Linked DNA regions of Homo sapiens: region 2 is linked to region 1. A link is an interaction called in ENCODE POLR2A ChIA-PET data of the cell type or tissue named here. Cell type or tissue: OCI-LY7. All regions are shown on one strand. Each heading gives the region's core, and the rest is flanking DNA. Links, peaks and the distances in the headings are about the cores only.

What was found. Peaks named below come from ENCODE experiments on the same cell type or tissue, not always from the same donor. Only the 100,000 strongest peaks of a DNase experiment are listed, where the experiment ranks them.
Region 2: POLR2A ChIA-PET joins it to region 1 with 5 read pairs; 4 of 35 experiments call an interaction of 5 or more read pairs at or near these places.

What each region holds. Positions count from the first base shown.
Region 1 is chr3:25,826,408-25,841,906 of GRCh38, forward strand. It overlaps LOC105377000 (a long non-coding RNA gene), which reads left to right and starts at 4,895. Exons shown (of 6, transcript XR_940660.3): 1 at 4,895-5,050; 2 at 5,684-5,771; 3 at 8,031-8,187. RefSeq lists an enhancer at 7,930-8,139. In OCI-LY7, for the core only: no CTCF peak of the experiment used is centred there; a DNase peak (open chromatin) is centred at 8,104; H3K4me3 peaks cover 2,299 bases; H3K27ac peaks cover 3,610 bases.
Region 2 is chr3:25,761,959-25,777,364 of GRCh38, forward strand. It overlaps NGLY1 (N-glycanase 1), which reads right to left. Exons shown (of 12, transcript NM_018297.4): 3 at 2,108-2,353. Among named protein-coding and RNA genes, the nearest start is that of NGLY1, 14 kb to the right of the region's middle. In OCI-LY7, for the core only: no CTCF peak of the experiment used is centred there; no DNase peak of the experiment used is centred there.

The DNA of each region.
Region 1 (15,499 bases), core at 5,747-10,746:
AGCAAGAGGTATGCAGTCTGGCTTAAGGCAAGATATAATCCATTTGCTCTGGCACAAGAAAGATCAAAGACTGCATAAAACTGAAGCAATGGCTAGAGTAAGAGATGGAGCCAAGAACATTTTGAAATGTGTACAAGATGGATCTGATTCAGGAGGCGACATACTAAGCCAGAGTCATTGAGGAAAATACACCTGAGACAATGAGAAGTCAAGCAGGACACAGCTAAGGCCTCTTCTCGAAACCTTGCTATGGCTCCCTGTTTCTCTCATCTTAATAACCAAAGTGTTTCCTTCCCTGACCTTATCTCATTTCCTGCTCTGTACCAACACACACATTGCCACCACACTGTGGCTTCTGCCTTAGGAAATTTGCACAGGCTCTTCCTGGAGCAGGCAGGCTCTGCCTGGAGCAATCCTTATCTTTTTTTTTTTTTTTTTTGGGAAGGAGACTTGCTCTGTCACCCAGGCTGGAGTGCAATGGTGCAGTCTTGGCTCACTGCAACCTCCGCCTCCTGGGTTCAAGAGATTCTCCTGCCTTAGCCCCCTGAGTAGCTGAGATTACAGGCATGCACCACCACACCTGGCTAATTTTGTATTTTTAGTAGAGAGGGGGTTTCACCATGTTGGCCAGGCTGGTCTTGAACTCCTGGTCTCAGGTGATCTGCCCACCTTGCCTCCTAAAGTGTTGGGATTACAGGTGTGAACCACTGTGCCTGGCCTGGAGCAACCTTATTTAATGATGAGTGTTACAGCCCTAGAGGTCTAACTCTTCTTTCTTTAGTGTCTTTGTTCCATGCCATTCTCTCAGAGGCTTACCTGATGACTTCATTAAAAATGCCACCCTGTTAGACTCCTAATGCTCCTCAGCTTTTCTTTCTCCCACAGCACTCCACCACCTTCCAACGGACTATAAAATCTATTTCCTTATTAAGTTTATTATTTATTTTTCTCTCACCCTTTGCAGAAGGCAAGATCCAGAAGAGCTGGCATTTTTGACTAGTTTGTGGTGAATGTATCCCAAGTACCTGCAACAGTGACTGGCTTATAGTGGGTGCTAAAAATTGTTTGATTTTTCAACAAGAAAATGCAACAGCAATGCTATTATGGAAGCACTGAAGTGAACTCTGCTTTTAGGGAAGGGCTCACAGTTATTCCCTTTTGTGCTTTTTAGGGCCCATACTGTCTGCAATCCAGTTAGTAGGAATACCAGCTGCCTGCTTCTAATTGGAGCAGGTTCGGAGATGGGGTAGCATTATAACCATGACATTTTTTATATTGAAATTCAAGACTGAGCAGTGGTGAAGACCAAGTGGTTTGTCATCCCAACATATTTACATATGATGAACCACAGCTGAGAGACTTTGAAATGAAGGCAAAATTTGTTCCAGAAAGGAAACTAACCATGATATGATTAGTATATATTTATTTAATATATAAATATATTATGATATCTTATATTTATATAATATTTTAACTTACTGTATATCATCTAAGCAGTAGAACAATTACTTGTGGTAGGTAGAGATTAAGATTTCCACTTTAGAAAGAAATGTTTATTGATATATTTGCAGTTTTGAAAAACAAACTGAGCTAAATTCAGGTAACATAAAAAAAAACATTTAAAGCTTACAATTCAGTGGCATGTAGTATACGCATAAACATTTACAACTATAGCTTTTGTCTAGTTCCCAAAGATTTTTACCACTTCAAAGGGAAACCCTATACTCATTAAGCAGTCACTCTCCATTACGCTTGTCCCAAAGCCCCTGGAAACCACTAATCTGCTCTATGTCTTTATGGATTTACCTATTCCTGATGTCATATACATGAAATCATATGATAGGCAAATTTTTGTGTGTGGTCTCTCATTCAGCATACTGTTTCCAAGGTTCATCCAGGTTGTAGCATGTATCAGTATTTCATTCCTACTTATGATCGAATAATTTTCTATTGTGTGATCTACCACATTTTCTTTATCCATTCATCATTTGATAGACATTTGGATTGTTTCTACTTTTTGGCTATTATGAGTAGTGCTACTATGACCATTTGCATACAGGTTTTTGTTTGAACGCCTCTTTCAATTCTTTTGAGTATATATCTAGGAGTGGAATGTATATTTATGTTTACTCACTTTATTCTGGAAGCATATTTCCTGTAAGATACAAATATTTATTGAGGTGGTATTACATATATTAGGTAAATTGGATATTAAATAACATTAAGAAAAGTAAAAATATGGATAAGAAAAGAATATTGAGATGAAAAAGTGAAAATTTCAAATGAAAATATGTAAGCCACACATTCCACATGCTTGCTGCAATTAGATTAAGAATTTGATTTGTAGGCATCTGGTAGATGCTGAAGGCTTTTCTAAGTAAGAAACAAAACCCAGAAGTAAAATGCTTCTGCCAGACATGAAACCTAAAAGACAGGTTTGACTGCATAAAAATGAAGAGTTTCTGTACACTAAAAGGAAAAAAAGCCAGAAGATAACTAAGAAACTGGAAGGAACTAGTTGCAATATTGGTAACAAAAGGTCAACACAATATGTAAATGGTACTGATAAATCGCTTAAAAATACAATGGAATATATTACATCAAAGTGCAAGTAGATTTTTTTTTTAATAAAAAAAGGCTTTTTTGGGGGGAGGAATCTAATAGATTGGAAAAAATGTAAAAGGATAGATAACATTTAGTCTTGCTAGGGGTGTAGGGAACAGGTCAATGTAAATCAATGTCATTAAAAGAAAATGTGGTACGTAGACACCATGAAATACTATGCAGCCATAAAAAAGAACGAGATCATGTCTTCTGCGGGAACATGGAGGGAGCTGGGAGCTATTATCCTTAGCAAACTAACACAGGAACAGAAAACCAAATACCACATGTTCTCACTTATAAGTGGGAGCTAAATAATGAGAATTCATGAACACAAAGAAAGAAACAAAAGATACTGGGGTCTACTTGAGGGTGGAGGGTGGGAGGAGGAAGAGGAGCAGAAAATATAAATATTGGGTACTGGGCTTAATATCTGGGTGATGAAATAATCTGTACAACAAACCCTTATGACATGAATTTATCTATATAACTCATACTCCCAAATCTAAAATAAAAATTTTTTTAAAAGAGCGTATATTGGTAAACCTTTCTTGGGATTGCTATGGTTTGAATGTTTGGCTCCTCCAAAGTTCATGTCAAAACTGAACCCCCAGTGTAACAGTATTAGGAAGCGGGGCCTGTAAGAGGTGACTGGGTCTGAGGTCTCTGTTCTAATGAATGAATTAATACATTCATGGATTAATGGATTAACAGGTTATCACAGGAATGGGTTAGTTATAAGAATGAGCCTGTTATAAAAGTTAGTTTGGCTCTCAGTGTACCCGTCATGCCCTGTGATGCCTTCTGCCATGTTATAACACAGCATGAGGCCCTCACCAGACGCTGATAAGATGTGGCTCCTGATCGTAGACTTCCCAGCCTCCAGAATTGTAAGAAATAAAACTCTTTTCTTTATAAGTTACCTAGCCTTAGGTAGTATATTATAGTGACAGAAAATGGATGAAGACATAGGGAAACTGATAGCATGGTATTAGTGGAAGAATAGACATATAAGATTGGCATAGATCAATGGAATAGACTAAGGAACCCAGAAATAGACCCACATAGATCTTTGACAAAGGAGCAAAGGCAATTCAATAGGGGAAGATTAACCTTTTCAACAAATGGTACTGGAACCATTGTAAAATTTATATGCAAAAAAATGAACCTAAACACAGACCTTACACCTTTGACACATATTAACCAATTGTAGTGTTAACACTAGGGGGGAAAAGTCCTGAAAACACTAGGGATAAAAAAAAAATCCAAAAACCTAACAGTGATAAATCATAGACTATCTACAAAAGAAAGAAAAACAGAATGATATCAGACTTCTCATCAGCAACACTTGATGCATAAAACAAATACGGAATACAGTCAGAATCAATGGGAAAGTTCTCTGGACAGAAAGAAAATGATACCAATAGAACTTGTATATATGGCATCGAGCTATGAGAAGTATTGCATTGTTTAGCTTTGAAGTCTATACTTGAACCCAGAGAGAAAACTAGAATTTAACCTAAGTCTGGGGATGGGTATACAGTAACATTTTAAGAAAGAGAAATGAAACCAGGGCATGCTCTGGGCAAAATGACTAGTGCATTCAGTCCTGGCTAAGCTTAATTAAGTAATGTGAGTTTGGATACCTATAATTTTCTCAGCTGCATATTTATTCTCTTTACACCAATTGTGGCAGAGCAGTTATCAAACATACTCATTGAATCTCTGTGACATACTTTACTTTCTATAGAGCCTCTGGCAGCTGTCAGAGTTTACTTTACAGAAAGCCCCCCGGTCAGTGTGATAGTTCAGAGCATGACAGCTCCTTCTGCCGTAAGACATGATTTGAATAGAAAGCTTTTGCTCAGAAACAATGTAGTTTAGCCTAGTCAGTTAATCAAAAAGCATAATGCTAGGAGAGGCAATTTCATCATGTGGAAAACTTTTGATGCATTATCTCATCTACTCGCCAAATGCAGTCTTCCAGTGAAAATCACCCCATATACTACCAGATGGAATTTTATGCAAGCACATGTAGAAGTGTGCCAGGATAGTAAAAGGAGAAATTTCAAAGCACAGCTGCCAGCTCTGCCTAACATAGGACTGGAAGAACCAAATTTATAAGCGGGTGCTTGCCAGACAGCAGACCTCTCAGTTAAGCCAATTATGTAAATGGGCCTTGAAGAATGATTTGTACCAGGAACAGTTTCAGATGAAAGCCCTGCTCTTGTAAAGCCTTATCCTGGGTCTAGACTGTTTTAATATTTTTGCTTTCTCTCCAGTTTTGATTTGATTTGATTTTCCTGACTTGTGGAGAAGCTTTCCCTCATCAAGCAACTGTGGGCATGCAGAGTAAGACCTTTGTTAAATGGATAACTTTCAGGAGGACACAGAATCAGCAGAAACAATGGAATTTTCATTACTGTGGCATATTTTTAAGGTTAAAAAGGTAAGAATTCTCAAGAATTGATTAAATAAATTTTAAAGCAAAGAATCATCATGAACAGTGTTTTGTTTTCTGGTTTACTTGAAGCCAAAACAAATCCCAGGATACGATGATCATGAAACATTCCATTGAGACTGTAAACAAATTCCCTGTTTTTGTGTCTAGAAGTTATCTTGGCACCCCAGTCATTGAAATAGACTGATCTTTATGATAGAAGAGAAATACAAATTCTAGAGAAGAGTTGGGACTAAAGAAGAAAAAAAAATGTGTGCTTAACTTCAGGAGCTCCATCTTCAGGAATGAAAGGGGAAGGCGAGCAGAAAGCTGTACAAATTTTCAGACTGTGCTTGGTGCATTGTTCTTCTCAAGTCTCTCAACGGTTCAGAGGAGGCTTCCCGTTTGCCCAGGCAGCTGCCCTTACCACAGTGTCAATCAAATCAGCTCAGCTGTAGCTCCTGTCCAAAGTTTCATTTGGAGAAAGAGCTGCTTGCCTAAAAAAAATGAGGGAGCATCACTGCCTAGACTGAGAACGACTTTAGGAACCTTAGTTCGGGGGCCACATGGTTGCTCGATTTTGTAAAAAACATTTGTTTCCAAATATGTGTAATTTTATGATTCCCTTTTCTCTTTTCCCAGGTGTTTAGCAATAAAATTCCACTGAACTACAGTTGTATTTAACTGCTCTTCTCCAGGAATACCAAAGGAAACATAAAAAATAGAATGGGTAGGTACAGCTATCAAACTACTAGAAACAATAACATAATTTATTAAGGTGCCCAATTATAAGTTAATATACAAAATCAGAAGATTTCTTACATGAAGAGTAAGAGGTTTTATATAAGCTATACAGAAATTTATGTAGGGAATTTAATGGAAGAAAATCTTCCATTCATATTGGCATCACAAAATAAAATATCCAGAAACAAACTTGACCAAAAATGTAAAGGGCCTTTTGGAAGAAAACTGTAAACTCCACTGTGGGGCCATTAAAGAAGTCTTGAATACATAGATTAAATCCCTTGGTTTGAGATAATAAAACTCTCAATATTTACCATGCTTTTGTCATTTAAATACAAATTGTGGACATTTTTACCAGGGCAACAGATGAGTTACAACCATCCTTTTATCAGTTGCACAGAATCTTATTGAATGGGTATATCCTACTTATGTCAGTTCTTAGTAGTGAATATTAGGTTGTTTCTAATTTTTCCATATTAGAAACAATGTTAAAAGAACTTGCTCTTATTTGTGTTTCTTATGTCTACACTAGTATTCAATACCTTTCTAGGAGTGGAAATTCCTGGCTCAAACAAACTGCCTTCCAAGAAGATTTACTAATATACATTCCTACTAATGCTGTTTTAGAATGCCTTTTTCTCCATATTCCTATGAACACTGAGTGTTCTCTTTTTAACACTTTTTTTCCTCAATCTACTAGACTCCTTCTAAAATATATACTTTTCAAAACGCCTGCTTACCCTTCAATATATTGTCTTTTAAAAGATTATTTGTAGGTACTGTTTATGTGTTAGGTTGGTGGAAAATTAATTGTGATTTTGCAAAAACTGCAATTACTTTTGCACCAACCTAATATTATACATGTAGACCTTGTGTTACCCATATTGCAGATATTTCCTTCGAGTTTTCTTGTTATCTTTTTTTTTATTACACTTTAAGTTTTAGGGTACATGTGCACAGTGTGCAGGTTTGTTACATATGTATACATGTGCCATGTTGCTGTGCTGCACCCATTAGCTTGTTGTTTACCTTAGGTATATCTCCTAATGCTATCCTTCCCCACTTCCCCCACCCCACAACAGGCCCTGGTGTGTGATGTTCCCCACCCTGTGTCCAAGTGTTCTCATTGTTCAATTCCCACCTATGAGTGAGAACATGCGGTGTTTGGTTTCTTGTCCTTGTGATAGTTTGCTGAGAATGATGGTTTCCAGCTTCATCCATGTCCCTACAAAGGACATGAACTCATCCTCTTTTATGACTGCATAGTATTCCATGGTGTATATGCGCCACATTTGCTTAATCCAGTCTATCATTGTTGGACATTTGGGTCGGTTCCAAGTCTTTGCTATTGTGACTAGTGCCGCAATAAACATATGTGTGCATGTGTCTTTATAGCAGCATAATTTATAATCCTTTGGGTATATACCCAGTAATGGGACGGCTGGGTCAAATGGTATTTCTAGTTCTAGATCCTTGAGGAATCGCCACACTGTCTTCCACAATGGTTGAACTGGTTTACAGTCCCACCAACAGTGTAAAAGTGTTCCTATTTCTCCACATCCTCTCCAGCGCCTGTTGTTTCCTGACTTTTTAATGATCGCCATTCTAACTGGTGTGAAATGGTATCTCATTGTGGTTTTGATTTGCATTTCTCTGATGGCCAGTGATGATGAGCACTTTTTCATGTGTCTTTTGGCTGCATAAATGTCTTCTTTTGAGATGTGTCTATTCATATCCTTTGCCCACTTTTTGATGGGGTTGTTTGTTTTTTTCTTGCAAATTTGTTTGAGTTCTTTGTAGTTTCTGGATATTAGCCCTTTGTCAGATGAGTAGATTGCAAACATTTTCTCCCATTCTGTAGGTTGCCTGTTTGAGACGGAGTCTCACTCTGGGGCCCAGGCTGGAGTGCAGTGGCGTGATCTTGGCTCACTGCAACCCCCGTCTCCTGGGTTCAAATGATTCTCCTGCCTCAGCCTCCTGGGTGGCTGGGACTACAGGCGCGTGCCACCACGCCCAGCTAATTTTTTATATTTTTAGTAGAGACAGAGTTTCACTGTGTTAGTCAGGATGGTCTCAATCTCCTGACCTTGTGATCCACCCGCCTCAGCCTCCCAAAGTGCTGGGATTACAGGCATGAGCCACCACACCTGGCCTCTTGTTATCTTTGAACATTTTCTTTTCTTTTGTTACACAGATGTTCTTCATTTTTATGTAGTCACAGTTTTTTTTTTTTCTTCTTCTTTAGGTTTCATGGCTTGTGTAAAATGTTTTACTTCTGGGTTTCATTTCTTAAAAAAGCCTTCCACATCTGCTAGGTGCTGACAAATCAAATCCTCCATCTAACTATAGCCACCATGTGGAACCTGTGGCTATGTTTATGACCCCAGCAGCTTCTGCTCCAGGTAAGCAGATCTTGGCTATGAGTCTCTGGATGTACTTGTCTCTCTAGATTTCAGGGCAGTTATTTGCCCTGCTACCTCAGCCTCTGAAGGGTCCAATTAAAGTCATGGATTTTCAGTTTGTTCAGCTTTTCTTATTGTAAGATGGGAGATAGGACTTCCAATCTTTCTATATAGCAGAGGTGAAACTAGAAGATTTTTACTGTAAATTATTTCTATTTAGGTGCTGAATGGTTTTATATAAATGCAAACAGGTCATGAGGGGTGGCATATCAGTAATTAACTTTGGATATGTAAAGTTTGAAAAAGCTTTTGGATACACTAAGGAAAGATATCAAGTAAGTGATTAAAGTGATTTAATATACATATGTGTGTGTGTGTGTGTGTCTGTGTGTATATATCTACACGTGGGTGCATGTGTGTGTGACAAAGAGTCAGGGAAGGGGTTTGGGCTGGAGATAAAATTTTCTTTTCTTGTTTTTGATGTATTTTTTTTTTAACCTGGCAAGAATGAGAATTTGAAAAAATTTCTGAGTTCACATAAGTATGGTATTTATTATCTCTGGCAGTTTCCTAACATACTCAGCTAAAGTCCTTAGCACAGCCTGTAAGAGTCTAAATGATTTGGTAGATACTATTACCCTGACCTCCACTTCTACCCTTATCCCCTTGTTCACTGAGTTTAAGTCACACTGACCTCTTTGCACTTTCATCAGTAAACAAGGTTTGCTCCTGCCCTTATAGCTTTTGCCCTTACTTTTTCCTCTGCCTGTAACAGTTTCCCTCTGCCTATAACAATTTTCCCATAACAATCTTCCTTTACTTTCTTTAGGACTCAAAAATCATCTACTCAATAATACCTTACCGAAAATCGATCCTAAAATGCAACCACCTGTCTTGACACCTCATATTCCTCTTCTCCTTAGCATGTATCACTATGTTGCATTCTCTATCTGAAATATGTTGCTTATCTCCTATTTCTTCCATGAGATTGTAAGCTCCATAGGGAAGGAAACTTTTCCTGTTTGCTTCACCATATACTCAGTTTTAGGTCTATATTATAAAGGTAAAAAGAAATAAGCAAAAGTAATTTTAATAATATACTGTATTTAACCAATTATAATGTCATTATTTCAACATGTAATCACTACAAAATTATTAATGAGATAATTTACATTAATTTTTGTGTCTTAAGTCTTCAAAGTCTGTGGTGCACTTACATTACCAGCACATCTTCATTTGGATAAGGCACATTTCAAGTGCTCAATAACACAAGTGGCTTGTATAGTAGAGGCTACTGTATTAGACAGGGCTATGTACCATGTTAGGATTGGGAAACTTCTTAGGAGAAGTGGGATATTACTGAAGGATTTTAATTGGAGTTTAGGAGTGACATGATTACTTTTGCACAAACACAAATCACTGTGGCAGTGGAGTGGAGAACGAATTGGAGGGAATGAAGAGTTTATTTTATTTAGAGAAATTAGGAGGTTAAGAGACAGATTTGCTGAAAGACAACCATAGGCACTTGAACTAGGGTGCTGGCAGTAGGGAAAGATAGAAAAGAGAAGTATCAGACATTTAGCCAGTAAATTCCAGGAGGCTTGACAATAATTGGATTCAAAATAGGCAAATCAACTTTATAAGTCAGCTAATAATTTGATCGTAATAATCATTTGTCCCTGAAAAGTCAGAGAACAGGTTTTATTGAAATATTATTTTGAAGAATGTCACCTTTATTTCCAGATATGTGGAAATTGTGGAGTTTTGGGAACATGTTGGCTATGGAGAACTTTAGTTTCTAACGGCCAAATGTAAATGGCCGCAGTTGCCAGCACATGCAGAATAAGAAGACCCCAGCTCATGTTCCCCAACACAAACAATGGTTTGGCAGCTGTTCATGAACAAAACTGCCTTTGTGGGAGCTTTGGGATCCAGATAAGAGGTCACAAAACCCTGGCAAAGCTCAAGACTGAGGAGAGGTGCTCTGAGAAGGCAGGTACATGCCCCAGTGGCAGGCTCACTGAGCATGATTCCAGCTATAGACCCAAAGCAGCCCCGTCCCCCCATGGATGTGGCTCTAGCCCTGCTTGGCTGCAGTGCTGTAACTAGCCCTATCCAGCAAAAGACCTGGGAGGAGCCATACCAATCTATGCCTCTGGTAACAGGCCTACTGGCCACAGACCGGACTGTGGACCCTGAAATGGCCCTGTGACTTGGCTTCAACCCTGCTCTACCACCAGTCTGGAGTCAGTGCTGCATTCAAAGGGATCTTGTGAAACACACATTGTCATGCCCCAGGTTATAGATCCACCAACCTTGGTCCCTACTGTGGCTCTTGAAGAGTCCCTGTGACCCAGCTCCTGTCCTGCTCTCAGTCCTGCCCACCCAAAGACCAAGTAATGTCTGTCCATGCCCCTGGTAGCAGGCCTGCTGCCCTCAGTCCCTGCTGTGGACCCTAAGTCAGTCCTGGCTATAGACCCTGAAGCAGCCCTGAGACTCAGTTCCAGCCTCCTTCTGTCATGGTTTCAGAGTAATCTTGCCTGCTTGAAGAATTGGTGGCATACATGCCCCTCATGGTAGGCCCACTGACCTTGAGCCTGACTGTAAACCTTGCTGCAGTCCTGTGAGCTGGCTCCAGCACTGCTCTACCACAGTATTGGGGGAAGTCCTTCCTGCTTAGAGACCTAAACAGGGCCCTGACAGGAGTCTGTTCTGTTAGGGACCTGGTGGAGCCACACGCTTAGCAGGTATTCTCTGGCTGCAGACCCACTGTCTGCAGACTCAATTGCACAAACAGAAGCAGCCCCATGACCAGGCTCTAGCCTTGTTCAACTGTGGTTCTGGAGGTGGTTCCATCAATCTGGGGATCTGGCAGGAATCATGCTTGCCCACACCCCTGGTAACAGGACTGTCAACTGTGGAACCAACTACAGACCAGGCCACAGCCATGTGACCTAGCTCTAGCCCCACTTGACTCTGACCCAAGAAGCAGTTCTGTCAGTCTGAGAATGAGGCAGGAGAAGGTCTTTACCTGCTGAAAGCAGTCTATAAAAACAGGAAGAGGTGTTTGCTCCTCAAGTGAGCAGATACCAATATGAAGCTATATGAATCATGAAGAACCAGGCAAACATGACACTACTGAAGGAAATTAATAAAGCTCTAGTAACCAAGTACCAAAAAGTATAGATCTATGAATTTCTTGACAACAAATTGAAAATAATTGTCTTACGGAAGCACAGTGAGCTACAAGCTCAATAGACAGCTAAATCAATATCTCAGGAAAACAGTACATGAACAAAATGAGAGGTTTAACAAAGGTTTAGAAATCATACCTCTCATTTTGTTCATGTACAGGGCCCAGAGGCAGGCCATTTGAAATTATCCAGCCACAGGAGAAAAAAGACAAAAAATAAATAAATAAATAAATAAAAAAGAATGAGAAAGGCTACAGAATTGATGAGGCACCTTCAAGCTAGTCTGCATGTACATTATGTAAGTCTCCAAAGGAAAAGTGAAAGAGAAAGGAGCAAAAAGCTTATCTAAAGAAGAAATGACTGAAAACTCCCCAAATTTGGGGAAGAAAATAAACATCCCCATTTAAGAAATTATGAACTTCATATAGGTTGAAAATAAAAAGGCCTATGCTGAAACACATCACATTATAATTAAATTGTCATAAGTCAAAAATAGAGAATTTTGAGAGCAGCAAGAACAAAATGACATGGCAGAAACCATGCTTGCCCATACTCCTGGTAACAGGACTGCAGACTGTGGAACCAACTGCAGACCAGGCCATAGCCATGTGACCCACTTCTAGCCCCACTTGACTATGATCCAAGAGGCAGTCCCATTAGTCTGAGAATGAGGCAAGAGAAGGTCTTTACCTGCTGAAAGCAGTCCATAAAAATAAGAAGAGGTTTTATACACATAAATAGAAACTTCTATAGGACTATCAGCAGATCTCTCAGCAAAAACCTCGCAGGCCAGGAGAAAGTGGGATAGATAACATATTGAAAATACTGAAAAAAAAAACAAACCCTGCTAATCAAGAATACTATACTCAGCAAAACTATCCTTTCAAAATGAAGGAGAAAGTCGTTTACAGACAAAGAAAAACTGAGGGAGTTCATCACCATCAGAACTGCCTTACAAGAAATGCTCAGGGGGTTCTTCAAATTGAAATAAAAACATACTAAAGAGCAATGTGAAAGCATAAATGTGACTAGTAAAGGTTAATATATATACAAATACAGAACAATGCAACAATGTAATGGTGGAACATAAATTACTTTTAACATAAACATAAAAGTTACAAGACAAAAATACTAGGAATAACTGTGGCCACAAAAATTTGTTAATGGATACACGCTATATAAAGAGTCAAACTGACTTTAAGAACACCAAAAGTGTGGAGTAAAAATGTAAAGCCTTTTTTTTTTTTTTTTGAGACCGAGTCTCGCTCTGTCGCCCAGGCTGGAGTGCAGTGGCACGAACTTGGCTCACTGCAAGCTCCGCCTTCCGGGTTCACGCCATTCTCCTGCCTCAGCCTCCCTAGCTGGGACTACAGGCGCCTGCCACCATGCCCGGCTAATTTTTTATATTTTTTAGTAGAGACGGGATTTCACTGTGTTAGCCAGGATGGTCTTGATCTCCTGACCTCGTGATCCACCCGCCTCGGCCTCCCAAAAGTGCTGGAATTACAGGCGTGAGCCACTGCGCCCTGCCAAAAATGTAAAGCCTTTGTATGCAATTCAAGTTAAATTACCAACTTAAGATAAAAAGTCATAATTACAAGATACTTTATACAAGTCTCAAGGTAGCCACAAAAACCCTGATATGTATCTATATATATATCTGATATATATATACCTGATATCTATCCATCTATCCATATCTGATATATATATATATACCTGATATATACCTATCTATATATAGATATATATCAGGGTTTTTGTGGCTACCATGAGACTTGTATAAAGTATCTTGTAATTATTACTTTTTATCTTAAGTTGGTAATTTAACTTGTATTGCATACAAAGGCTTTACATATATGTAAATATATATGATATATATATAGATATCTATATGATATATATATAATACAGAGACAAGAATCAAAGAAATTACTACAGATAGTCATCAACTAACAACAAAAGACAATGAGAGAGGAAGACAGGAACAAAACAATAGCAAAGGTGACAGAAAACAACAAAATGTCCATAGTAAGTCCTCATCTGTCAATAATTATCTTAAAGGTGAATGAATTAAATTCCCCAATCAAAAGACATAAAGTGTCCAAGTGGATAAAGAAAAAAGAGCTAGTAATATGCTTTCCATAAGAGACTCACTTCAGCTTAAAGGACAGACACAGGCTGAAAGTTAGGGAACAGAAAAGATAATCCATACAAATGATAATCAAAAGAAAGCAGAAGTGGTTACACTTATATCAGAAAAAATAGACTTTAACTCAAAAACTGTCACAAATAATGTAATCATGTAATGATAAAGAGGCAATTCAACAGGAAAACATAAATATTGTAAATATACATGCACTTAATATTAGAGCACCTAAATACATAAAGCAAATATTGGCAGATCTGAAGGCAGAAATTGACATCAATACAATAATAGTAGAAGAATTCAGTATCCCTCTCTCAGTAAATGGATAGAACACCAGACAGAATTAACAAAGAAATTGCTGACTTGAGTAATACTATAGACCAAATAGACCCGAGAAACATACAGAACTTTCTACTCGACAGCATACATATACACATTCTTCTCAAGCACACAAGGAACATTCTCCATGATAGATTGCATGTTAGATTACGAAGTAAGTCTTAACAAATTTAAGAAGATTGAAATCATACCAGGTATTTTTCTGACTACAATGGAATGAAACTACAAATTAATAACAGTAAGAAAATGAAAAATTCACAAATATATGGAAATTAAGTAATACACATTGAGTCAAAGAGGAAAACAAAAATAAATTTTTTAAAAATTCAAGAAAAATGAAAACACAATATACCAAAACTTATGAGATGTAGTAAAGGCAGTACCAAGAGGGAAGTTTATAAACATAAAAGTTTATAAGAAATATTTTAAATAAACAAATGAATAAAGAAGGAATAGAAAGTCTGAACAGACCAGTAACAAATAAAGAGATTGAATTAGTAATCAAAAACCCTCCATAAAATAAAAGCCCAGGACCAGGTGGCTTCATGAGTGAATTCTACCAAACATTCAAAGAAGAATTAATGCTAATCCATTCTAAGCCCTTTCAAATAATAGAAAAAGGAGAAATGGTTCTAAATTCACTCATGAGGTCAGCATTATCTTGATACCAAAGCCAGACAAAGACACCACAAGAAAACTACAAGTCAATATCCCTCATGAATACAGACACCAAAATCTTCAATAAAATACTAGCAAACTGAAAACAACAGCACATTAAAAGGATCATGCATCATGATCAGGTGGGATTTATTCCTAAGATGAAAGGATAGTTCAATATACACAAACCAATTGATGTGGTATACCACTTTAACAAAATAAAGGACAAAAATCTTATGATCATCTCAGTCTATGTAGAAAAAACTTTTGACAAAATTTAACATTCATTCACTATAAAAATCTCTCAATAAAATAGATATAGAAGGGACTTGTTTCACCACAATAAAGACCAAATATGAAGAAAACCACAGCTAACATTATACTCAATGTTCAAAATTGAAAGCTTTTCCTCTAAGATCAGAAATAAGACAAGGATGCCCATTCTCTCCACTTCTATTTATCATAGTACTGGAAGTTCTAGCTAGGGTAATTTGACAAGGAAAAAAAATAAAAGTAATACAAATTCTAAAGGAAGTAGTTAAATTGCCTCTGTTTGAAGATGACATGATCTGACATATAGAAAACCATAAAGACTCCACCAAAAAACTGTCAGAACTGATAAACAAATTTAGTAAAGTTGCAGGATGCACAACAGACATACGAAAATCAGTTATGTTTCTATACACAAATAACAAACTATCCAAAAAGGTAATCTAGAAAACAATTCCATTTATCATAGCATAAAAAATACTTAGAAATAAAATTAACCAAGGAAGCGAAAGATCTGTATCCTAAATCTATAAAATATTGATGGAAATAATTGAAGAAGCCACAAATAAATGACAAGATATTCCATGTTCATGGATCAGAAAAATTAATATTGTCAAAATGTCCATACCACCTAAAATGATTTATAGATTCAGTGCAATCCCTATCAAAATTCCAACGCCATTCTTTAACAGAAATAGAAAAA
Region 2 (15,406 bases), core at 10,225-15,224, 60 kb before region 1:
ACTATAATTCTATTAACATAAAATGTCCAGAAAAAGTAGCAAGATTAACTTTCTAACAATCACCACCACTATCATCATTTATTGAGTATCAATATATTCCAGTATTTTGTATCTTAAAAGCTTACTGGCAAACGTCAACATCAGTGACTATCATCTTAACTTATACATCGACATTTTACTTGATATAGTTTTAACCAAAAAAAAAAAAGTTATAAGTTCACTAGGACTTATCTAGTTTATACACAGGTTAAATGCTTTAAAAAATATCTCTCTGGCTCCCTGACTTTGGTACATTTTAATTCTCAGTATCTCCACTCAAAATGGGCAAGGTAGAAGAAAACTGTCAAATTCTGTAGTATAGCAACTAATGATGAAAGCATAATTAACAAAATACTTTAAAGAAATACATATATTCCAGTGATCCACGAATAACCAAGAGTTGTCTATGAAAAACAAGATTCATTCTAATTTCTCTCAACTTCAACACAGAAGATATTTTGTGTGAAGGACTAGAGTAGTAAGAATTGATATACACTAGCCTACTAATAGCATACACCTTTGAGAAAATTTATTTTCTTCTACACTAGAATGTGTTTTGCCAACAGAATGACATTCTGTTTTTAGTGTAGTGTTTAGAGGCTTTCTGGTGACGGACAGGATTTTAAAGACCTGGAACTATATCTGAATTGTAAGATTAAGAACTTAAAAAAAGGGCTGGGTGTGGTGGTGCACATCTGTAATCCAGCACTTTGGGAGGCCAAGGCAGGTGGATCACTTGAGGTCAGGAGTTTTGAGACCAGCCTGGCACACATGGAGAAACCCCGTCTCTACTAAAAACACAAAAAATTAGCCAAGTGTGGTGGCAGGTGCCTATAATCCCAGCTACTCGGGAGGCGCAGGCTATAGAATCTCTTGAACCCAGGAGGTGGGGGTTGCAGTGAGCCAAGATCGTGCCATTGCATTCTAGCCTGGGCAACAAGAGTGAAACTCCGTCTCAAAAAGAAGAAAAAACAAAAATTAGCCAGGAGAGATGGTGCATGCCTTTATTTCCAGAAACTCAGGAGGCTGAGGCACGAGAATCACTTCAACCTGGGAGGCAGAGGTTGCAGTGAGCCAAGATTTTGCCACTGTACTACAGCCTGGACAGAATGAGACTCTGTCTCAAAAAAAGAAAAAAACAAAACAAAAGAAAAGAAGTTTAAACAAGATTAAGAAAATGTGAATGGCTTTCCTGAGCCAGGACACTAACAAAATACTACTTAGCCCAGGAAAGAGATATTTTGTAAAATAAAATGTTTGCAAGCTTTTTTGCAGATTGGTTAACTATGTGCATTTTAAACTATAATACTGCAATTAAAAAGATAAAGTAGGAAATCTTAAAAGATATATTCTAACACTGTAATTGGAAAACTCCTAAGAAAAGGTGTTAAAAACCAAGAAAGATGTTAAGTGAGCTTCTGTAACTGTACCAACCTTAACTGCAAAACTGATGAAGACCTAAGGTATTCAAAATGGAATGCACATGATCTCAGGGAGGGGCATAAAAATCCATTGAGGTGCTTGTTAGACTTACAGAAATATCACAAGAATTTTTCTGACAGTAAAAACTTAGGAGAAGAATATGTAAGGACCTTGGTCAAAAGAGATTTTTGTAAACAGGATAATTTCCTATCAAATGGAATCATTTCAGTTTATCAAGAATGCCTGTAAGTTTGACTTTAGTTCTTCACAAGTATATATGGTGTATATTAATAATAAAATTTCACTAATTTGCTAGCATCCACTATCATTAAATTAATGCATTCTTAATTACCTTAAACCTAAAGAAGCTTTTTTATTGAATTAAGGTATTGATAATGGTTGTGCTGTTGGAAATAACCCCCACAGTGAAAGGCAGCAGGTACAATTTAGATCAGAAGTATTAATGCAGTAGAGGAAATCTGACAATTTTTTAAAGAGCTGAAGAAATTTGGATGTTTTAGAGTTATAAGAACTAAGAACAAAATATGGGGCATAAATTCAGGAATAAATCATAACACATTCCAAAGCTTTTGCTGTTTCAACACTTTGAAAGAAACAGTTAAAGAAGGTTTAATTCTAACATTACCGTTGAAGCAGATGGTGGATCTGATGACTGCCCTTGACGGTTCCTTGTGTGCTGGTTTAACCCACTGGGATTTGAAGATGGTGTTGTAGGAAGCTGGGTACTGGCTGCAGGTTGCTGAGATGACTTTACTTTGTGGCTCTTATTTGAGCCATCCAGTCTGCTACTTCTCTCTATGGCAATCAGGTCACGAATTTTTTGCAGCTGCTCCACTGAAGCTTTTTTAGGAAAGATGAGATGTGTTTCTCCCTGGAATTTATAAAATTAAAAAAAATGTGAACCTTTGCTTTATGCAGTCATTCTTTTGTGCACACACACACAGAAATGTATAATGAAACCAATAATATAGAATGCATGTTTCTAAAATCATACTGTTTTCTTACCATTATGGTTCTTTTTAAATACAGCCTAAGGTAAATAATGCCTAAACATAAACCAGAAAATTAAAAAAAAAATTATCTCCTTTTTGGCATTTAATCCTTAGCCTATTTAATGTGGTTCAAAGGACTTTCAGGAAAAAATATTTGATCTTCTAGAAACAATAAGTCAGAAGGCCTCATAAGGGTTGCAAAAATGCATATTCCTATCCTCTCTGCAATAGTATATGATACTACTATTCTCTATGAAATTCCCTATGAAATAATAATGACAGTAGAGATACAGCCACACAAAAGAATCCAGGGTCACATAAAACCAACAAGAAGTTATCTAACAACCTTTGAATCTTGTTAATCTGAGTCTTTAAAGAATAGCTACATGATTAGAAGCCTGTGTATGGGGTCAACTAATTTTTCCACGATAACGAAAAGTACACCCTGATAGTCAATCCAAAACTATGGATGGTTAACAGTAATAGGAAGGTAATCCGAACAAAACAAAAGAAATAAAAATCATGTATTTCAGTAGTGACTCATTTAAAGAATACCTATAAATATGCTAAGAATGCTTTAAAATAAAATGCTACAACAAATTCTATAATGTAAAACAGTAAATTACTCAAAACAAGAAAAAAGGTGAAATGAAATGACAATGTATTTGATCAAATTTCCAGGTATTGAAAAGAAACAATGTTAAAAACAGTAATTTCTCCAACTGCAAACAAGATAAAAAGTTGCAGCTGGGCATGGTGGCTCACGCCTGTAATCCCAGCACTTTGGGAGGCTCACATGGGCAGATTACCTGAGGTCAGGGGTTCGAGACCAGCCTGGTCAACATGGCAAAACCCTGTCTCTACCAAAAATACAAAAATAAGCTGGGCATGGTGGCGGGTGCCTGTAATCCCAGCTACTTGGGAGGCTGAGGCAGGAGAATTGCTTGAACCTGGGAGGCAGAGGTGAGCTGAGATCGTGCCACTGCACTCCAGCCTAGGTGACAGAGCAGGACTCAGTCTCAAAAAAAAAAAAAAAAAAAAGTTGCAACAGTCTGTAGTACACAGACCTGCAGATCATGAGCATTTAAATTAAACTCCAAAATCGACAATATTACTGTATTTCCCTGGTGATGGCAGACCTACAGGAATCAACTGAACAAGACATTACTCAATGACATGAAAGTCAATTCCATCTGAATCCTTTTTAAAAAGCTGGATTAGACCAGCAAGCTCCACGTATGATTCATAATTGCTATAAAAAAGACAACTACAATGTATTGTCTTTGTGTGTTCTAAGTACTGTGCTAGGCATTTTTTTCTCTGAGGCAGGGTCTCCCTCTGTCACCCAGGCTGGAGTGCAGTGGAGTGATCAAAGCTATAACCTCAAACTCTTGGGCTCAAGCGATCTTCCATCCTCAGCCTCCCAGCAGCTAGGACTACAGGTGCATGCCACCACACCTGGATGATTTTTATTTTTTGGAGAGACAGGGGTCTCACTCTTTTGCCCAGGCTGGTCTCAAACTCCTAACCTCAAATGATCCTCCCACCTCAGCCTCCCAAAGCAAAATGCTGGGCGTTTTAAATACATCATCTCAAGTAATACAACTACCCTGAAAAGTAGGTATTAGATTAATACTTTTTTTTTTTTTGGAGACAGAGTTTTGCTCTTGTTGCCCAGTCTGGAGTGCAGTGGTGTGATCTCGGCTCACTGCAACCTCCACCTCCCAGGTTCAAGCAATTCTCCTGCCTCAGTCTCCCAAGTAGCTGGGATTACAGGCATGCGCCACCACACCTGGGTAATTTTTGTATTTTTTAGTAGAGACAGGATTTCACCACGTTGGTCAGGCTGGTCTCAAACTCCTGACTTCAGGTGATCCGCCCACCACAGCCTCCCAAAAAGCTGGGATTATAGGCGTGAGCCACCATTCCCGGCCAATACTCACATGAAAATACAAAGGCTCAGGGAAGTTAACCTGCTTGAAGCCACAGAACAACTGGCAGAGCAGGGATTCAGACTCCATGACCTTAATCGTTATGCTATAAATGACTCCATCTTTGACTGAACAGAGACTGAAACCCATGAGCTTGCACAAATAGTTGAAGGGAATGAGCGGAGAACATTTGTACAACTGTAATGATTAGACGACTGGCACAAATTGTAACACAACGACTTTTTCAACCTTAGAAAGAATCTTCTTATATCTAGGAGGAGGCCTAGGAAGAGAAACCAGACATCTGGTTTAAAACCAAATATGAAGGCATCTGATCTCATAATGTTACTGGAACAGCACTGAGAAAGGCAAACAACTCCATGGACAGAGAAGGAAAAAGAGCATGACAGGTTATTTAGATGTAGGTCTCAGTCCACAACTCAGACAGGGCCCCAGTAAGACAGATACGCTGCTCATGCCATGCTCCCTTCCCTTCAGTCCCTTTACAACCAGTCCTAAAAGAAGATATAATTATGGCCAAAGTGTCTATATCAAAAAATTTAACCAACAGCACTGTTATTTTCATAAATGGACAAAATTATAAGCTTAATGCACTAGATTTAATAATATTTTAAGAAATCAAAAAGAGGCCAGGCGCAGTGGCTCACGCCTGTAATCCCAGCACTTTGGGAGACCGAGGCGGGCAAATCACAAGGTCACGAGTTTGAGATCAGCCTGACCAACATGGTGAAACCCTGTCTCTACTAAAAATACAAAAATTGGCTGGGCGCAGTGGCAGGCAACTATAATCCCAACTACTCGGGAGGCTGAGGCAGGAGAATCGCTTGAACCCAGGAGGCAGAGGTTGCAGTGAGCCGAGATCATGCTACTGCACTCCAGCCTGGGCGATAGAACTAGACTCCGTCTCAAAAAAAAAAAAAAAGAAATCAAAAAGAATTCTAGTATTTAACAAATTTGTTTCTCAAGGCATTTTTGTTGAGACAATTCTTATTACAGGATATTTAGCAAACCTGACCCTGACCACTAAATGCTGAAAATATCGTCCAGTCAATAAAACAACCAAACTGCCCTAGCAAATTTCCCGTACTCATCTTCAACAGGTTGAAGAAAGAGGTGCAGGTGGAGGGGGCAGGTATGGCTCCTGGTGGAAAACTACTCCACTGAGATAAACTGTAGGGTCACAGATCCATTTGGATCCTAATCTTTTTCATTTCAACATCACTCTCAGAAACTGTCATAAAAAAGAATGCAGCCTCAGAGACAAGTGGGCCTAAAAGTATCCAGAATTTTAATATACAGTTGAAAATTTTGGGATAGGTCTTAGGTTCATACTCCATTTACAAAAGCCCACCATGCTGGGAAAGTTAGATATCCATATGCAGAGGAATGAAACCAGATCCCATCTGTATCTTACCATATACAAAAATCAAATCAAGATGGATTAGAGGCTGGGCGGGGTGGCTCACGCCTGTAATCCCAGCACTTTGGGGGGCTGAAGCAGGTGGATCACTTGAGGTAGGGAGCTGACCAGCCTGCTGGCCAACATGGCGAAACCCCGTCTCTACTAAAAACACAAAAATTAGCTGGGCGTGGTGGCAGGCACCTGTAATCCCAGCTACTCGGGAGGCTGAGGCAAGAGAATCACTTGAACCCCAGAGGCGGTGGTTGCAGTGAGCCAGGATCGCACCACTACACTCCAGGCTGGGCGACAGAGCAAGACTCCATCTCAAAAAAAAAAAAAAAAAAAAAAAAGATTGGCCAGGTGTGGTGGCTCACGCCTGTAATCCCAGAACTTTGGGAGGCCGAGGTAGGTGAATCACCTGAGGTCAGGAGTTCAATACCAGCCTGGCCAACATGGTGAAACCCTGTCTCTACTAAAAATACAAAAAAAATTAGCTGGGCATGGTGGCGGACACCTGTAATCCCAGTTACTCGGAAGACTGAGGCAGGAGAATCACTTGAACCCGGCAGAGGCTGCGGTGAGTAGTGACTGTGCCACTGCACTCTAGCCTGGGCAACAAGAGGTGAAACTCCATCTAAAAAAAAAAAAAAAAAGATGGATTAGAGACTTAAGTGTAAGACCTTAAAGTATAACCTTAAACTGTAAGACTACTAGAAGAAAATATTGGGAAAACACTTCAGGAAATTGGTCTGGGCAAAGATTTCATAAGTAAGACTTTTTTTTTTTTTTTTTTTTTTAGCGGAGTCTCACTGTGTCGCCGAGGCTGGAGCACAGTGGTGCGATCTTGGCTCACTGCAACCTCCATTCTCCTGCCTCAGCCTCCCAAGTAGCTGGGACTACAGGCGCCCGCCACCACGCCCGGCTAATTTTTTGTATTTTTAGTAGAGATGGGGTTTCACCGTGTTAGACATGGTCTCAAACTCCTGACCTCATGATCCGCCCACCTTGGCCTCCCAAAGTGCTGGGATTACAGGCGTGAGCCACGGCGCCTGGCCTCATGAGTAAGACTTTAAGAACACAGGCAACTAAAGCAAAAATTGACAAAAGGTATCACATCAAATTAAAAAGCTTATGCACAGCAAAGGAAAGAACAATGTGAAGAGACACACTAGAAAGTGAAAGAAAATATGTGCAAACTATTCAAATGACAAGGGATTAAGAACCAGACTATAAAAGGAACTGAAACAACTTAATAGCAAAAAACAAATCTCATTTAAAAATGAGCAAAAGAGGCCGGCGCATTGGCTCACGCCTGTAATCCCAGCACTTTGGGAGACCAAGGTAGGTGTATCACTTGAGGTCAGGAGTTCGAGACCAGTCTGGCCAACATGGTGAAACCCCATCTCTACTAAAAATACAAAAGAATTAGCCGGGCATGATGGCGTGCACCTGCAGTCCCAACTATTCAGGAGGTTGAGGCAGGAGAATCACTTGAACTTGAGAGGTGAAGGCTGCAGTAAGCCGAGATTGTGCCACTAGACTCCAGCCTGGGCAACGAAGTGGGACTCCATTTCAAAAAATAATAAATAAAAATAAAAATGAGCAAAAGATCTGAATAGACATTTCTCAAAGGAAGACATACAATTGGCTAACAGGTATATGAAAAAATGCTCAACATCACTAATTATCAGAGAAAGGAAAATCAAAACCACAATGAGATATTATCTTACTCCAGTTAAAATAGCTATTATCAAAAAGACAGAAAATAAATGCTGGCAAGGATGCAAAGAATCTTTATACATTCCTAGTGGGTATACAAATTAGTATGTAAACTAAGAAAAAGAGTATGAAGTTTCCTCAAAAAAACTAAAAATAGAACTACCATATGATCCAGTAATCCTACTGCTAGGCACACATCCAAAAAAAGTAATCATTTTTTAATGATCTTTAATTTTTTAAAAAAAATTCTTATGCTTAATTTTTAAGCATTTTTAAATTTCTTTTATTTAATTCTTTTTTTTATTTCAATAGGTTTTTGGGGAAGGGGTTGATGTCTGGTTACATGGATAAGTTCTTTAGTGGTAATTTCTGAGGTTTTGAAGCACTTATCACTCAACTAAAAGTATAGTCTTTTATCCCTCGCACCCTTCCCACTTTTCCCCTCTCCAAGTCCCCAGAGTCCACTGTATGATTCTTAGGCCTTTGCATCCACATAGCTTAGCTCCCACTTATAAGTGAGAACATATAATGTTTGGTTTTCCATTCCTGAGTTACCTCACTTAGAATAATGGTCTCCAATTCCATCCAGGTTGCTGCAAATGCCATTATTTCATTCTTTTTTTATAGCTGAGTAGTATTCATAGTATTCCACTTTTTTGTTTGAGACAGAGTTTTGCTCTTGTCACACAAGCTGGAGTGCAATGGCATGATCTCAGCTCACTGCAACCTCCGCCTCCCGGGTTCTAGTGATTCTCCCCTCAGCCTCCCGAGTAGCTGGGACTACAAGTGCCCGCCACCATGCCCAGCAAATTTTTGTATTTTTAGTAGAGATGGGGTTTCACCATGTTGTCCAGGGAGGTCTTGAACTCCTGACCTCGGGTGATCCACCCACATCAGCCTCCCAAAGAACTAGGATTACAGCCATGAGCCACTACTGCCTGGCCTCCACATTTTCTTCATCCACTTGTTGACTGATGGATTGATTCCATATTTTTGCAATTGCAAACTGTGCTACTAAAAACATGCGTGTGCAAGTATCTTCTTCATATAATGACTTCTTTTCCTCTGGGTAGATATCCAGTACAGGAATTGCTAGATCAAATGGTAGATCTACTTTTAGTTCTTTAAGGACTCTCCATGCTGTTTTCCATAGGGGTCATACTAGTTTACATTCCCACCAACAGTGTAAAAGGGTTCCCTTTTCACCAACATCTATTATTTTTTGATTCTTTAATTATGGCCATTCTTGCAGCAGTAAGGTGTTGTCACACTGTGGTTTTGATTTGCATTTCCCTGATAAAGATGTTGAACATTTTTTCATGTTTATTGGCCATTTGTATATCTTCTTTTCAGAACTGCCTATTCATGTCCTTAGCCAACTTTTTGATGGGATTTTTTTTCTTGCTGATTTGTTTGAGTTCCTTCTAGATTCTAGATATCAGTCCTTTGTCGGATACTTAGTTTGTGAAGATTTTCTCCCATTCTGTGGGTTGTCTGTTAACTCTGCTGATTATTTCTTTTGCTGTGCAGAAGCTTTTCAGTATAAGCTCCATCTATTTATCTTTGTTTTTATTGCATTTGTTTTTGGGTTCTTGGTCATGAAGTCTTCGTCTAAGCCAATGTCTAGACTAGTTTTTCTGATGTTATCTTCTAGAATTTTTTATGGTTCCAGGTCTTAGATTTAAGTCTTTCATACAGCTCCAGTTGATTTTTGTATAAGGTAAGAGATGAGGATCCAGTTTCAATCTTCTACATGTGGCTTACCAATTATCCTAGCACCACTGAATAGGTGTCCTTTTCCCACTTTATGTTTTGTTTGCTTTGCTGTAGATCAGTTGGCTGTAAGTATTTGGCTTTAATTTCTGAGTTATTTATTCTATTCTATTGGTTTATGTGCCTATTTTTATGCCGGTACCATGCTGTTTTGTTGACTATAGTCTTGTAGTATAGTTTGAGGTCAAGTAATGTGATTTCTCCAGATTTGTTTTTTGGTTAGTCTTGTTTTGGCTACGTAGGCTGCTTTTAAAAATTTTAGGACTGTTTTTTTCTAGTTTTATGGAGAATGATGATGGTATTTTGATGGGAATTGCATTGAATTTGGAGATTGCTTTTGGTAGTATGGTCATTTTCACAATATTGATTCTACCCTTCCATGAGTATGGGATGTGTTTCCATTTGTTTGTGTTGTCTATGATTTCCTTCAGCAATGTTTTGTAGTTTTCCTTATAGAGGTCTTTCATGTGGTTGGTTAGGTATATTCCTAAGTATTTTATTTTATTTTATTGCAGCAATTGTAAAAGGAGTTGAGTTCTTGATTCTCAGCTTGGTCGCTGTTGGTGTAGAAATAGTGCTACTGATTTGGGTACATTAATTTTGTATCCTGAAACTTTAATGAATTCATTTATCAGCTGTAGGAGCTTTTTGGATGAGTCTTTAGGGTTTTCCAGGTATATGATCATATCATCAGCAAACAGCAACAGTCTATTCCTCTTTACCAATTTTGATGTTCTTGATTTCTTTCTCTTGTCTGACTGCTCTGGCTAGGACTTCCAGTACTATGTTGAATAGAAGTGGTGAAAGTGGGCATCCTTGTCTTGTTCTGGTTCTTGGGGGAATGCTTTCTACTTTTCCCTGTTCAGTGTACTGTTGGCTGTGAGTTTGTCATACAAAGTTTTGATTACCTTAAGGTATGTCCCTTCTATGCCAATTCTGCAGACCTGTCTAGTGCTGTCAGTGAGTATTGAAGTCTCCACTATTATTGTGTTGTTGTCTATCTCATTTCTTAGGTCTAGTAGCAATTGTTTTATAAATTTGGGAGCTCCAGTGTTAGGTGCATACATATTTAGGACTGTAATGTTTTCCTGTTGGACTAGCCCTTTTATCATTAAATAATGCCCCCCTTTGTCTTTTTTTAACTGTTGCTTTGAAGTCTGTTTTGTCTAAGAATAGTTACTCCTGCTGGCTTTTGGTTTTCATTTGCATGGAATATCTTTTTTCACCCCTTTACCTTAAGTTTATGTTAGTCTTTATGTATTAAGTGAGTCTCTTAGAGACAGAGAATACATGGTTGGTAAATTCTTACTCATTCTGACATTCTGTGCAGCATTTAGGCCACTGACATTCAATGTTAGTACTGAGATGTGAGGTACTATTCTAGTGATCATGCTAGTTGTTGTGTGAATACTTTGTTTTTTTTTCATTATTTATTGTTTTATAGGTTCTGTGAGATTTATGCTTTAAGGAGGTTATAATTTGGTGTATTTCGAGGTTTTATTTCAATATTTAGAGCTCCTTTTTAGCAGTTCTTGTAGTGCTAGCTTGGTAGTGGCAAATTCTCTTGGCATTTGTTTGTCTGAAAGACTATCTTTCCTTCATTTATGAAGCTTAGTTTTGCTGGATGCAAAATTCTTAGCTGATAATTATTTTGTTTAAAGAGGCTAAAGATAGGACCCCAATCCCTTCTAGCTTGTAGGGCTTCTACTGAGAAATCTGCTGTTAATCTGATAGGTGTTCCTTTTTAGGTTATCTGATGCTTTTGCCTAAGAGCTTGTAAGATTATTTCCTTTGTCTTGACTTTAGATAACCTGAGGACTATGTGCCTAGGTGATGATCTTTTTGAGATGAATTTCCCAGGTGTTCTTTGAGCTTCTTATATTTGGATATGTAGATCTCTAGGAAGGCCAGAGAAGTTTTCCTCAATTATTCCCTCAAATATGTCTTCCAAACTTTTAGATGTATTTTCTTCCTCTGGAACACTAATTATTCTTGGGTTTGGTCATTTAACATAATCCCAAACTTCCTTGGGGCTTTGATCATTTTTAAAATTCTTTTTTGTCTTTGTTGGATTGGGTTAATACGAAAGCCTCATCTTTGAGCTCTGAAGTTCTCTTCTACTTGTTCAATTCCATTGTTGAAACTTTCCGATGCATTCTGCATTTCCCTAGGTGTGTTCTTCACTTCCAGAAGTTGTAATTGTTTTTTATTTATACTATTTATTTCTCTGGAGATTTTTTTTCATCCATATCCTGTATCACTCTTTAAATTTCTTTAAGTTCTCTGGTGTCTCCTTAAGTAACCTAATAATTGACCTTCTGAATTCTTTTTCTGGCAATTCAGAGATTTCTTCTTGGTTTGGATCCATTGCTACTATGCTAGTGTGATCTTTTGGGGATGTTAAAGAACCCTGTTTTGTCATATTACCAGAATTGTTTTTCTGGTTCCTCCTCATTTAGGTATAGACTATGTCAGAGGAAGGATCAGGGGCTCAAGGGCTGCTGTTCAGATTCTTTGGCCCCATGGGGTGCTCCCTTGATGTGGTGCTCTTCCCTTCCTCTAGGAATGGGGCTTCCTGAGAGCTGGACTGCAGTGATTGTTATTGCTCTTCTGGGTCTAGCAAACCAGTAGAGCTACTGGGCTCTGAACTGGTATTAGAGAGTGTCTGCAAAGAGTCCTGTGATGTGATCTGTCTTCAAGTCTCAGCCATAGATACCAGTACCTACTCTGATGGAGGTGGCAGGGGAGTGAAGTGGACTCTGTGTGGGACCTTGGTTGCAGTTTTGTTTAGTGTGTTGGTTTTCTCGAATTCCAGGTGTGCTGGTAGTAAAGCTGTCATGCGATTGGACTCAAGACCTCTGGTTAGCCAGGATGTTACAGGTGGTGGAATTAGCTGTTGTATTCTCTTTTCTTGGGGCAGAGTTGTTCTTTAATGAGTTGCTGTAATGGTTTCAGTTGGTTGGCCCCCAGCCAGAAGGTGATGCTTTCAAGACAGCATCAGCTGCAGTAGTATCAAGAAGATGTAAGCTTGCCCTAGGGTTGCCTGCATAAGTATTTGGGTTTCTCAGGCAGTGGGCAGGGCCATAGAGTTCCCAAGAGATTATGTCTTTTCTCTCAGAAAGACCATCAGGTGAAGGCAGGGTTAGGCATGTCTGAGAGCAGACTCTCTTTGGGTTGGGCTTGTTGTGGCCACTGTGGCGGATGGGGGTGTGGTTCTCAGGCCAATGGAGTTATGTTTCCAGGGGGATTACAGCTATCTCTGCTGCATCATACAGGTCACCAGGGAAGTGGGGGAAAGCCAGCAATAACAGGCCATACCCAGCTCCCACACAGCCAGAAGGGCCAGTCTCACTCCCACCATGCTCCACCAATAGCACCATGTTTATATCCAGGCAGTGTACGCAGGGTTGAGATTTTGCCCCAGGCTACAAGTCTCCCCACTGAGAAAGCAATCAGGGTTTTCAGGCTTCACCCCTCTCCGTCTGCCTTGGCTTCTGTGCTTGTATCTGCAGTATCTGCATTTCCCATTTGCCACCTCCCCTACACACCCCAGTCCAGGAAAATTCGTGTTCAGCTGCAAGTTTCATTCTCCCTGTGGTCTTTCCCCAATTCCACTGGCAGCCCTCCCCAAGGACCCCTGTGAGATAAAGTCAGAAATGGCTTCCTTGGTGGCCAGGAGTGCCTGCAGGCTCTTCTCGCTGCTTGTTCTACTTTTATATTTCACTCAGCTCTCTAAATTAATTTCAGCTCTAGGTAAGGTTAAACCCTTCTCCCGTGATCTGGATTTTCAGGTTCCCCAGTGGACTTTCCCCGTCACACTTCGGGCACTCACAGGTTTTCCTCTGTCTCATGGAATTTGCAGCAGCAAGCTGCTTTTTTCAAAGGGTCTGTGAATTCTTTTGGTTTTCCTGGTATGTTCCTCTAGTATTTCTCAGAGCAAAAGTTCACGATGTGAGTTTCCAGGCACTGTTCTGTCAGTCCAATTGGGAGCTGCAAGTTAGTCCTGTCTCCTATCCACCATTTTCCAAAATCAGCATATTGAAGAGGTATCTGCATTCCTATGTTTACTGCAGCACTATTCACAATGGCCAAGATATGGAATTAACCTAATTGTCCATCAATAGATGAATGGATAAAGAATATGTGGTATCTATACACAACGGAATATTATTCCACCATAAAAAAGAACAAAATCCTGTCATTTGCATCATCATGGATGGAAATGGAGGGACATTATGTTAAGTAAAATAAGCCAGAATTCAGAAAGACAAATAACACATGTTCTCACTCATATGTGGGAGCTAAAACAATTGATCCCATAGAAGAAAAGAGTGATTGTAAAAAGATATTACAAAATTAAATAAAAATTTAAAAAAATAAAGAAGAGTGGAATGGCAGTTACCAAAGGCTTGGAGGGATAGAAGGGACTGGGCAATAGAAAGAGATTGGTTAATGGGCACAAAATTACAGTTAAATAGGAGGAATAATTTCTCATGTTCTATAGCACAATACGGTGACTACGGTTAAAAACAATTCATTGTATATTTCAAAATAGCTAGAAGACAGAATTTTGAATGTTTCTAACACAAAGAGATGATAAATGTTTGAGATCATGGATGTTCCAATTACTCAGATATGTTCATTACACATTTGTATGCTAGCATCAAAATATCACCTGTACCCCATAATGTACAACTATTATGTATTCATATAATTATTCTTTAAAAAGTCCACCAACTTTCTTTTTGGTGGTAGAGTTCAAGTCCTGAGGTGTGATGTCTAAAGCCGAACAGAAACTTTAAGTATAAATTAGTCATATCAAAACCTGTTAATCTTTTCTGAGACTGTGACTCCATTTGCATCAAATACTTCTGCAAGTCTCAGTGTGGCCTGTTATTTGGCACTGCAGTGACCAACACTGGTTTGCCTGAGACCGAGGGGTTTTCTGGGATGTGGGACTTTCATTGCTAAAACCAGGACAGTACTGAGCAAACTGGAATGGCTGGCTACCCTACTTGGCACTCAAATATTTGCTGAATGAAAGACAAATCTAATTCTATCGAATATGTGACACTTCGACATGAGAAATGGGTAGAGTCTTCCGTTGTCATTTACTCAATTTTCCCAACCAATTTGAATCTTGAAAATTGGCATTTCCTTGAACAAGGAATTTTAAATTCTTTATGTTCGGATACCTTTGTATCATCTATAATCAGATGACACCATAATTTATATCCCCTGCCTAATCTCTCCTTTGGGGTTGTAAACTCATATAGCCAACTGCTTACTTGGCTTCTCTACTTGAATATTTAACAGCAAATTGGTCACAATTGTCCAAAGACAGGTGTTAGTTTCTCCCCTAAAACCTGCTACTCTCCAAGGCTTCTCTATCTCAATTAATGATACTCCCATCCAATTAGTTGCTTAAACCAAAACATAGGTAAGTCCCCGATTCCTTCCTTTCCCTTATATCTTACATCTAAATCACCAGTAAGTCCTGTTGATTCTGTCACAAAAAGAAATCCTGGATCCATCTACTTCTCTCCATCTCCACCATCAGTACTTAATTCAACAAATCTTTATTGAGTACCTAACATCTGTAATGCACCAGCATTATTCCAGGAGCTAGCAACACAGGGAACAGAAATGACAAAAAACCCTGCCTTCATGGACTTTATACAAACCACTACCATTTCTTATTTAGACTAATGTAATAAGCTTTCTAACCGGTCTCCCTGCTTCATCCCTTGTCCCCATCCCACCACCTCCAGGAATTCTCTTTACAGCAAGCTAGAATAATCTTCAAAAATATTTTTCCCTACTTAAAACTTTCCAGGCTGGGCACGGCGGCTCACGCCTGTAATCCCAATACTTTGGGAGGCCAAGGCGGGCGGATCGCCTGAGGTCAAGAGTTCGAGACCAACCTGACCAACATGGAGAAATCCCATCTCTACTAAAAATACAAAATTAGCCAGGCGTGCTGTCGTATGCCTTTAATCCCAGCTACTCAGGAGGCTGAGGCAGGAGAATCGCTTGAATCCAGGAGGCGAAGGTTGTGGTAAGCTGAGATTGCATCACCGCACTCC